Regions from separate parts of the Mus musculus genome. Here region 1 is linked to region 2. Evidence: chromatin contacts called from ENCODE POLR2A ChIA-PET data. All regions are on one chromosome and are shown on one strand. The core of a region is the stretch at or near the end of the contact, and the rest is flanking DNA. Distances in the headings are between cores, read along the strand shown.

Region 1 (5,461 bases), core at 634-3,133, 840 kb before region 2:
TTCATATAGAAAGAGAGATCTTCCTTATGTTTGGATGTAGAAACAGAATTGCCAGCAGGTGTTTTGTTAGTAATAAGGCTGGCCTCAAACTCCTGATCCTACCTCCTAAGTGCTAGGATTACTGTAAGCTGCCGAGCCTGGTACAAGGTATTTTAGATTTCACTGTAAAATGTAATTAACACACAAAAAAGTGACTGCTACACTGCGAAAAATTCAAGCTATGCCCATACTTTATTAGTAGACTATATAAAATAAAGACAGGAGTTCACTAAGAAGGGGCATCAAACACATACAGATTGGGTATAAAGTCTAATATCCTACATGAATGGTCGCTATTATCACTACTTTTCCCCATGAGACAGTGTCCCTCTATATAGCTCTGGATGCCCTATAACTTGCTCAGTAGACCAGACTAGCCTGGAACTTAGCGATCTACCTCCAGGAATGCTAGAATTAAGCCACCCACCAGATATTTGTTTTTGACAGGGTCTATGAAGCCCAGGCTATTCCTGGAACTCACTATGTAGACCATCTGGTTTCTAACTCAAAAAGAGCTGACTGCTTCTGCTGAGATTAAAGAATGCTCGTGTTAGAGGTGTTTGACTACCATGCCCGATTAGGCCCATATTTTTAAGCTTACCAGTTTGAGCTCCCACTTTTTGAATATGGGACTCTGAGGTGACTCTGAGAAACATTCCACAGCCCTGTCAGCATTCAATTCACATGCAGAGAATTTGTGGCCTAGTTGCCAGAGTTAGCAAAAACTAAGTAATACTTTTTCTCCCCAACAAACTTGAAACTTGGGTATTCCAAAGTGGTGATGCTACTTTGACTGGGAAAGTTGGTTTCCCACAGCTGCTGACAAAAATAAAGCCTGAAATTTCACACCACAAAGACTGCAATTGCATCAAATAGTCTTAATTAGTTGAGGGTAGTTCCAGTATACCACAAGGATTTAGGCTCACCGTGCATCCAATGTTTCTCTAAATTTATGAGACTACACAGCACACCAGGAAGTAGTCCGGACAAGCTCACTTTATCACCTCGCATTTACAATACACTTATTGAGTAAACAGGTAAGTGCAAACACGGCTTTCAAGACGCAACTTTAACCAATCTGACCTTTTTCCAAAGCGTTATTGTTTGTTTTGAAACTTTTAATCCATTAAGTGCCTCTGTCGATGCCATCACGAATTCAGATGTTTATTTTGGAGCCTACACCAGCGCCTTTTTTGTTTGCTCTTTCCAGCGATTCCCCAGTGAGGAGGAAGCCCCTGGAGTAAAGTCTTTCTCTAGCGTCGGCACTGAAGGGGCGAGAGCTGTAAAAGGGAGAATCGGGAACGCTGGGGTTGGCCAGTCGGGTACTGGGGAGGCCTCTATCAGTGTCAAGAAGCATGGGAAAAGGGGGACCTGGCTAAGCGAGGAGGTGGCACAGATGCCGGGAAGCTCGACAGGAGCAGAGCCCCGCGGCAAGGGAGTTGCGGGCGCACAGGTGAGGCGCGGGACCGGGAAGGGGGCGGCGCCCCGGGATCGGTCTAGGGCGGCGGAGGTTGCCGGGGCGGGGGTGTGTCTGGGTGTGGCCCCGGCGCGCGCGCGGGGTCCTGAGGGAGGGGCTCGCCAAGGGGGCGGGCCCGCGAGCTCGACAGCCCGGAGCCAAAGGGGCGGAAGGTCGCCGAGTGCTGGGAGGGGAGGTGGGGCAGCGACTGAGCGCCGCAGGAGCTGGCTGCAACCCAGACGCGGCCCGGGAGCGTCGGGTATGAGCTAACGGGGCGGGGGTGCGGGGAACGAGCCCAGTCAAGGAGCAGCACCTACCTCCGGGGGTGGAAATGGGCCGGAATGGGCCGGAACACCGTCCCGGAAGTGAAACCCCCCGCCCCCTCCTCCGGAGCGAGCGACGTGCCGGAAGGAAATCAGTCACCCTCACCCCGCCCCACCCCCAGCGCTTTCCTTGCAGGAGCCCCCTCCCCTCAGCCTGTACTCCTCAGGGAGGCGGAGGGCGGGCCTATCGTGCCCGCGGCAACTCCGCCCTCCGGGCTCTCGGGGGCGTGGCCAGAGGGAAAGTTTTGTGGGCCTGAAGAAGGTGGGGCTTGAGGAGGAGTCTGAGGGCGTGTGAGGGGCGGGGTTTAAGTGGACGCAGCAAGCAGCTTTGCGTCTTGACGTCACGAAGACCTTATATACTCGACTCAGCCGCCATCTCAGCCTTTCGGAGCTGTGCGGCATTCTGAGCAGGTATGCAATTTCCTGAGTATGTTATGGCTTCGGGCCTTGGAGGCTGAAGCACTGGAAGCTGGTGGGATTCCCGGCGCAGCCGGTGAGCTTAGTTCAGGGCACAAGCTGGAAACTTTAGGAGGTTGGTTCTGCGTGTATTTGTGACATAAAATAGCATTGGGTTTTGGTCTGGACACCAGACAAAGACGACTCAGCATGCGTGTTCATGCTATGATGAAGGCTATGTTGGTAGGGACAACTGAGCTTGTTGATGAATACCAACGATTCTGATGGCAGAGCATGCTGAGTCACCTCGTGCACGGTTCAACGGGGGTGGAATGCGAAGCCACGCGGTGTTTCTTTCGCGATCACCATGGGATGAAGGCTTTTGCTAGAGATTGCCAGCAGGCCTTAGTCACTAACAAAGAGGACGATTGCTCTTGGGAAGTACCTGGATTAGAGACTTATATGTAACTGCTGGATATGTGCAACTCAACAGTGCCTATGTGGACGGAGTTCTTTGTAAGACAGGTCCATTTTGTGGAAGTAGAACTACTAAAGATTAACATTTTTCTTAGGAATGGCAGTGTGGACCTCTGTGATGGGACATCTTGTGGGATCTCACAGCCAGGTAACTCAGTGGGGGAGGGGCATGACTAGAACATAATGACCACAAAGCCCATGATGGTATGAGAGTAGTGGACAGAAGGGATTTCTGAAAAACACTTTTCTGAGGCTTTAATTCAGCTACTGGAAAGGGTTTAGTTCCGTGAAGAAGGGGACTGACTGTTCACATCTCTTATTTCCAGTTCTGTGGCAAAGGAGGATGAAGGCTTACGAGGTGAGTACTGAATAGTAATGAGAAGTTAGGTTGAAAGGACAGTGCCACAATGATGACATCATATTTGCTACTCTTGACAGCTGGGGTGACGATAGCTTTAAACCACCATGATTATAACTGAGGCACACAAAATAATGATTTGGGGGCTACTTACAGAGTAAGCAGTTTTTACATAAAGATTCCCCCCCCCCAGGACTCGTCAGGAAGCTGGATAACAGAGCGAGCGCAATGTAAGCAATTTTGTGTGTGCATGTGGTCCCATTACAAGGAATACCCAATGGCAAATGAGCACTAAAGATCCCTCAACCCACACATTGAATGTATTGTTCCCTGAGAGCAATTGTAGATAGAGGAGTGGGTGGGAAGTCTGAAGTCAGGGCATTGTTTCTGCGTATCTGAGGAGGCTGGTTTTTGATATGTGGGAGCTAGTGGTCGTTAACGCATTTACCCCCTATTTGGTGGACTCTGGTTCCCCCATCTTAAGTGCTGAGTCAGGGGCCTAACCGGGCAGCTTTAACTATTTGTTTGTTGTAGGTGCTAGAATAGAAGACCAGAAAATGAAATGGTAAGTCAAACTAAAGGAATTGTAGATGCTAAACAGGCTTGGCTTTGTTGCACTCTGCCAAATACTGGCCACGTGTTCCATCCTGGTCATAGCTGAACACAGCCTGCATGATGACGAACAAATACTGACTACCTGAAGATCTTATTAGCTCTATCTGATGGTGGGCTTCCTTGACATTTATTGTGGGGCAAACTCAAATCTGTTGACTGCATTGAAAAGCTCTTTAATGTTTTTTTCTAGGTGGAGTTTGAGGCTGGATAGACAGTTTGAAAGGTAAGTATTGAAAAACACTTGAATTTGGGTCAGTACAAAGGGACATGCAGAGACTTTGAATCATCAAAACTCCAGCATGCATTGTCTTACGGATGTTTAGATAGGTGTGTTTTGGACAACACTCTGGGTTCTTGTAATGATGTTGATCAAATGTCTGAGCTGAAAATAACTTGTAGACAATTTTTAACACTGAAGAACCTTGTGGCAGGCAACTAAGAATAGTCGAATGATGTTTAGCATATTTGTAAGAGGTATTTTCTTTTAATTCTAGTTAACTGGTTGCATGCTTGTTCATTTGGCTGGCTTGCTTGGGTAAGAAGCCATTGGGGGCCTTGAATTCCCTCCAGTCATTTGCAGTATTTACTGCATAACATTTAGCTTTTGAACATGCATGTGCTACCATCAGTACTAAATGGTGCCTTAAATTTTTTTCAGGTACAAATAATGGTTTGAATAAAGAAAGGTAAGCATTGTAAGTTTGGTATTTACTATATGAATTAAGGTACTGTTAGTGATGATCAATAAAGTTAAACAGATGGGAATCTCTCTGAATAAGATTGAAGATTGATTGTTAAGCTGAAACAGTATTTAAGGACATCAGTAAATATACTTTACAAATACATATTTCTAAACGGAGTGTAATTTCTTACAGGTATTAATGGGTCACCTCAAGTGAAGGCACTGCAAACACAATGGTAAGTCTTTGAAATGTGCATGTATTAGTTACTTTCAACCCCTTCCAAACAAGCCGATACCATGATGATAACATAGTTCAGCAGACTTAACTCTGATGAACAATCATGTCTTTCGCTCCTATCTGATGTATCTGGCTGTAATGTTTTAAAGAGTTTTCCTTGAATAGTATTAGGAAATACAAGATAAGAGTCCCAAGTGATGAGGCCAAAGCCTGATGCTAAGGTGGCATGTGCTGTGCCACTGACTTAACCCAGTAGGACAATTTTATTGTGAAAAATACATAAGTTCCCTAGGGTATGACGATTGAAACTATAAATCTCAGGCCTCTTGGCAAGAGAATTGATGTGAGCCCATGGAGACTAGTGAAGACAACTGAACACTGAGAGAATAGTGTGAAATAAAATGAAGATAAGTAACTGCACTAATTATTTTTAATTTTCAAACAGATTGGTCATTCTGAATTTCCGGTCCTTCATTCTGAATTTCAAAGTAAGTCTGTCACTTGTTTTTGTACAGATTGTAATATAGCTTGTAACCAGTGATGTGATGATTCTGCCAAATGATACAAAGTGATATCACCTTTAAACCGTTCCATTTTATTTCTGAGGTTACTATACTAACATGTAAAATTTAACTACTCTAAGCCAGAGAAGTAAGTCAGTCTTTGTTTTCTTAGGGCTCCTGTGACAAGTGGACATGCAGTGACTGCACCTTTGTTTCTGAGGTGAGAACTGCAAATGCTTAACCGGGAACCTACTCCAGAATACATGATGATCTCACACAACTTGAACTCTCTCACTGATTACTTGATGATAGTAAAAGATCTGATGTTCTGTGTTTTAACAGTTACCATTTAAGTTAAAATTGTAGAAAAGTGT
Region 2 (4,975 bases), core at 729-3,228:
GAATTCAACTAATAATATCTACCTAAGAGGACCTTGCTGACAAAGATGCTAAAACGTACACATGCCACATGCTTGGTACAGATAACAATAAATATTAGCTATCACTGTTCTTCTGTAGCTACACTACAATTACACCTAGAATACACTGTACTACTTAACCAAGAATTGTGATTAGCAGTGTGCAAAAGAAAAAAATAGCAACCAGAATGAATAGATAGGATGCATTTTGGTTTTCTGTTAAGGTAAATCTATAGCACTCTAGGCAGGAAAAGAGAAAAGGCAGAAGGCTGTATCACACACAATCTATCAACTATGACAGTATAAGATCAAACTAAACTGCAGTAATAGTAATAGAGTAAGTCCTGGGTAGACCCTAGAACTGATTATTATATGAACATAGAATACTCAATCTACAAAAGAGAAGTGGGTAACAAAATCTGGAGATAATTTCTGAATGAGGGGAGAAAAGGCTAGTAAGAGAAGCTCACCAACTCTAAGAAATTGCTACCTAATCCTACACTGGTTTCAGGTACCAGTTTCTCTTAAGGAGTATTTAAAGGATTCAGAATGACAAGAAATACAGTCTTTCCAGTCAGATTTTCTCAGACAAGTGTTTTCTTGAGCCCATATTAATATATTATTCTATGTGAGCAACAACTCTACAACTTGAGCACCTCTGGATTCCATTACACCCATAAAAAAAAGGGAATTATTACTGGCGCTTTGAAGACATAAGGTAAATAAGAAAGTGTGTTTAGATTTTAGTATAAGAAGCAAAATCTCTTTAACACAAAGGCCATCACTTTCAGTCACCAAGTCTCAAGGCTCTTTGGGAATTCCTTCAGAAAGAATGGCTTTTCCAAGTACACCTTTAGCAATCCTTTGGTTCATAAGCTATGTCTGCTCCTGGACATCCAGAGATGTGCTTGAAATTAACTTGAACTCCATAGAACTTCAGAGAAAGGGACAGAGCGGGTCGCAAAAACCGTTTCCTTTCTAGTGCCAAAGAACATGCCCCAAAACTATGGCTGACTCCACATCTGTGATAATCCTCTCCCACCAGGCTAACCGAAAAAGGGCTTCATCAGGGATCCCGCCCGCCCCACGCCGCAGGGTTTCAAGGAGCAGCCCCAAAAGTACTATTGGTCAAGATTGTGCAAGACCTGACCAGAAGAACAACAGTTTAGACATTACTCTTACCCTCATGACGACTCACGTTTTCAAAATCACAGGTCCGGAACACATCACACCTGACTCGCCCCTGCCCTTACCTCATAACGAAAGCAAATGAACTGACAGCAAAACTGAGTAACTCACTCACTAGCTTTCTGAACACTACCCAAACTGCCCTAACTGCGGTGATGGGGTACCCGAGTACAAAGGCAAAAAGTGATCCCCAATATCCCCTTCTCTCCCTGCTGGAACTCTGCAAATTCCAAAACACAACTCGTAAACCACAAGAGGAAGAGCTGGGTGGCCGCTGTGTCCCTGGCTTAGGAGCAGGAGCACCAAGCAACCCAAAAAGCCGAGATGATTTGGGGGTGTGACCCGACCTACTCCCTCTTTCATCCCCACGGGAAGTCCCCAGAGGCCGGCCCCTTACTCACCAGACTAGAGAGCAGAGAGAGAGGCAGGAGACCAGGGCCAAGGCCCGCCGGTACTTCTTCATCTTCTCCTCCTTCTTCCCCCTGCCAGGAGGCGGCACATCCTCCCCACAGCAGCCACTGTCGAGGCCAAGATGGAGGAGCCGGAGCAGAAACGCGAGGATGGGACCGAGAGTCCGAAGAGCAGTGGGGCTTGGGGAGCGGTTCCGCAGCGGCTCGCGTCCCGGATGGCCTCCCCGAGAGGCCCACGGCAACGGGAATAGGGACGCTTCACAGGAGCGCTCGGGAGACTGCCGCCGCCGCCGCTCTGTCTGCCCGCTCGCCCGCGCCCGCCTCCTCCGGCCTTCGCCGCCACTGCCTCCCCATCCCCGCCCCGCCCGCCCGGGCCCTCGCTCCGTGCTGCCGGCGACCAACGGCCGCCGCGTACTCGCCTCTCAGCAGCCAATCCCCGGCCGGGCCAGCGCACCTCGCACTCCACTGAGCTGGGTGGAAGGAGACGCGTCACCCACGTCCCTCTCGGCTCGCGCTCCACAAGTCACAGCGCGGGCCACGCCCCCTCCGCTGACAAAGCTCCAAAACGCCACAACCGCCGCCCAACCTGCGCAGGTCCCACCCACTCGCTGGCGCTCGAACAGGAAGTCCTGTAACCCTCGGTCTTCCGCCTTTCAATGGCCTGCCCACTCTCGCTGGCACGCGCCGCCTCCGCGCACGGGTATCTGGGGCTTGTAGTCCTCCTGCCCGAACCCGCCTTTTTTTTTTTTCCTCCGTAGAACTCGCGGGTTTGGTTCTCGAGTTTTACACTTTCACTTCTCACCTTCAGACTGACTAGCTTTGTCATTTGTCATTGTTAAGTCTATAATTCTTCCTTGGAGCACAGTCATGGAACGGCCTGGAATGACTGGAGAGGGTCAGGAGAAAGCATGCTAATGCAATTTAAAAGTCGGTTTACCGGCAGTGGGTCGGGCTTACTGAGGTAGATGATGATTGGAAGGTAGAAAGAGGCGTGTCAACGTTTCCTCTCACATGATTGGCTGGGAAGGACTGAGCTTTTCTTTCACCTAAGTGAGAATTCCTACCTGCCCGCCAGATTCCTAAGATAGAGCTTTAGTGTTCTTTTTTGTTCTTTTAATTTCGGGCTGTGGGTTTGCTGCTGCAAGGCAGAAAAGACACTACGGACTCTCGGCGTCTGGAAGCAGAGAAAGCGAACTCCTACACATACTTGCTGTGAACAAGAAAAAAAAAAAGAAGTGGTGTTCACAGATGGAGACCCCAAAATCTGTAAAAAGCTGAGGCCCAGAATCCTACTTAGGGAGCGTTGGTGTGCAATCTCAGAATGCTTTGTGGCTACTGCCAGACATCTCTTCAAGTAGCTTACTGATCCTGAAAGACAGCAGTTGGAAGAGACTAGACTTTTGGCCTCTTAGTATAGCAGTTCCTTCCTCTAAGTCTCCCGTGTGCCTATTTAACATATCAAAGCAGAACTGGCTGCCACGTTCTCCCAGCATTCTTCAGTCTCTACCAGTTAGTTGCAGGATTCTTCTCATCAGCCCCTACTCCAAACTTCTCCAGCCCAGGGGCTGGGCAGCCATTCCCTCATGCACCCTTCCCTATATAATCCAGCCATTTTGGTTACCTGGCCCTTTTGGTCTGCCCTTTACCCTCCTGGCCTCTTGATCTCCTGGTCTCCTGGCTCTCCTTGCCTCCTCCACTTTCCTCACATGGCCCCTGCTCAGGTTCGTATTCACTCTGGACTCGTCCAGATGCCCCTGTCTCTGGCTATGTCTCCCTTGTATAAACCTCCTCTACCATGCCCAGGAGCAGTCATTCCCTTCCTATTTTATTTTATTTTATTTTCAGTTCCTCTCATCTATCTGCACCGCCATACCCATTAACCTCCTCCACTTCTCCCACCCTTAACTCCTGAGATCTGTGAACACTATTCTGTTCTCATCTTTGAAATTATCTTAATTTTCATGTATAAGAGAGACTACACGGCATTTGTATTTCTACCTCTGATTTTACACAACATTCTCCAATTTCATCTGTGTTACAACTAATGACAAGATTTCGTTCTTTTTATAGTTTAATGTGTAAATAAATATACTGTATTTTCTTTATCAATGGATCCCTAGGTTGCTTCCATATTTTGGCGACTGTGCAATTCCTCCTTGACATTTACCCAGGTGTTATGTTTTATATAAAAGAAAAAGCCGGGGATATGTTAGGTGGAGGCACAGTATGGAGTTGGGGGAGGGGGGCAGGGAGAAGGCTGTGCTTCTGCGGGCCCACACTGAGGCATCCCTTACCCCTGAGGAACAGCCATACAAGTATAGTATAGAATAGAGTTTATTTAGGGCATGGGGAGGGGAGTTGACAAGATAGTAGAGACAGAGAAAGGGAGAGAGAGAGGAGAGGAGTAGAGGCTAGCCATGAACACTTGGAGAGGGAGAGGAAAATGAAGGGAGAAGGGACAGAGTGGGAGAGAGTAGAAAGGCAAGCAAAAATAGAAAGAAGGGGGCAAGCAGCCCCTTTTATAGTGAGTCAGGCATAACTGTGGGGTGGAGCCTAGAAATGCTAACACCAAGCAGCAGGATTGTTGAATTGTTTGGTAGTTTTGTTTTTTTGGTTTGTGAGGGAAGATGGAGCAGAGACTGGATTGGGTGGGGAAGAGTGTCAGAAGCCCTGTGAGTACATCAGGTAATAATGGCCCACCAGGACCAGCTTCTGGAAAACAGATTAACTTACTTGGAATGATGCAAGGCTTATATACTTTGGGGAATGGGAGTAGGGTAGGAACATCTAGGATGGGCAAAGGTCACTGGATAAAGGCTTAAGGTACCAGGATGCCTCATTAACATGGAGAGGCATCCAGAAATCTCAGGTGCTAGCTGAACAGGTTCATATTGGGAGGAAGAAAGTTGAACCTGTAATCTTAACCAAGGCTATGTGATACTCTGCAGGTAGAGGTATGTGGAGGGTTAAGGTTAGAGAAGGGGGAAGCCCTGCCAGTAAAGGAAGGCCTCCATTTTGTGCTGAGCCCAGAAGGCCTTCTGGGCAATGGTAGATTTGGACCTTAATTAGCAGGGCTTTCCCATAGTTTTGGTTTGGTTTGGTTTGGTTTTCAAAGAAATCATACTGTTTTCCATGGGCCCTAAGTTACTTTTTACTGCTGTAATAAAAAATCATGACCAACAGTAATTTGGCGAAGAAAAGGGGGTATCTGGCTTACAGTCGATCCATCATAGAAAGAAGTCAGGGCAGAAGCATCAACACAAGAATCTGCAGGCAGGAACAAGAACACTGCTCCCTGCCTTTCTCCCTGTAGCTTTCCCAGCCTAATTTCTCTCCTAGATGTATGTATTTTGTTATTT

Evidence for each region. ChIA-PET counts read pairs that join two places held with the same protein, here RNA polymerase II (POLR2A).
Region 1: POLR2A ChIA-PET joins it to region 2 with 16 read pairs in embryonic stem cell. The contact joins the promoter of Zbtb37 here to the promoter of Suco in region 2. POLR2A ChIA-PET finds 5 or more read pairs at or near these places in 4 of 5 experiments (Patski and embryonic stem cell).

What each region holds. Positions count from the first base shown.
Region 1 is chr1:161,032,966-161,038,426 of GRCm38, forward strand. Zbtb37 (zinc finger and BTB domain containing 37) reads right to left here and starts at 1,884. Exons shown (of 5, transcript NM_001356489.1): 1 at 1,813-1,884; 2 at 1,123-1,319. Gas5 (growth arrest specific 5) reads left to right here and starts at 1,636. Exons shown (of 11, transcript NR_166052.1): 1 at 1,636-1,754; 2 at 2,787-2,839; 3 at 3,018-3,049; 4 at 3,243-3,279; 5 at 3,584-3,614; 6 at 3,855-3,887; 7 at 4,323-4,350; 8 at 4,540-4,582; 9 at 5,030-5,072; 10 at 5,260-5,307. LOC115487643 (a small nucleolar RNA gene) reads left to right here and starts at 2,429; the gene lies at 2,429-2,508. It overlaps LOC115487678 (a small nucleolar RNA gene), which reads left to right and starts at 2,885; the gene lies at 2,885-2,946. It also overlaps LOC115487638, Snord47, LOC115487644, LOC115487677, LOC115487645 and LOC115487640, and 1 more gene.
Region 2 is chr1:161,874,704-161,879,678 of GRCm38, forward strand. It overlaps Suco (SUN domain containing ossification factor), which reads right to left and starts at 1,979. Exons shown (of 24, transcript NM_001357402.1): 1 at 1,608-1,979. The coding sequence starts at 1,669.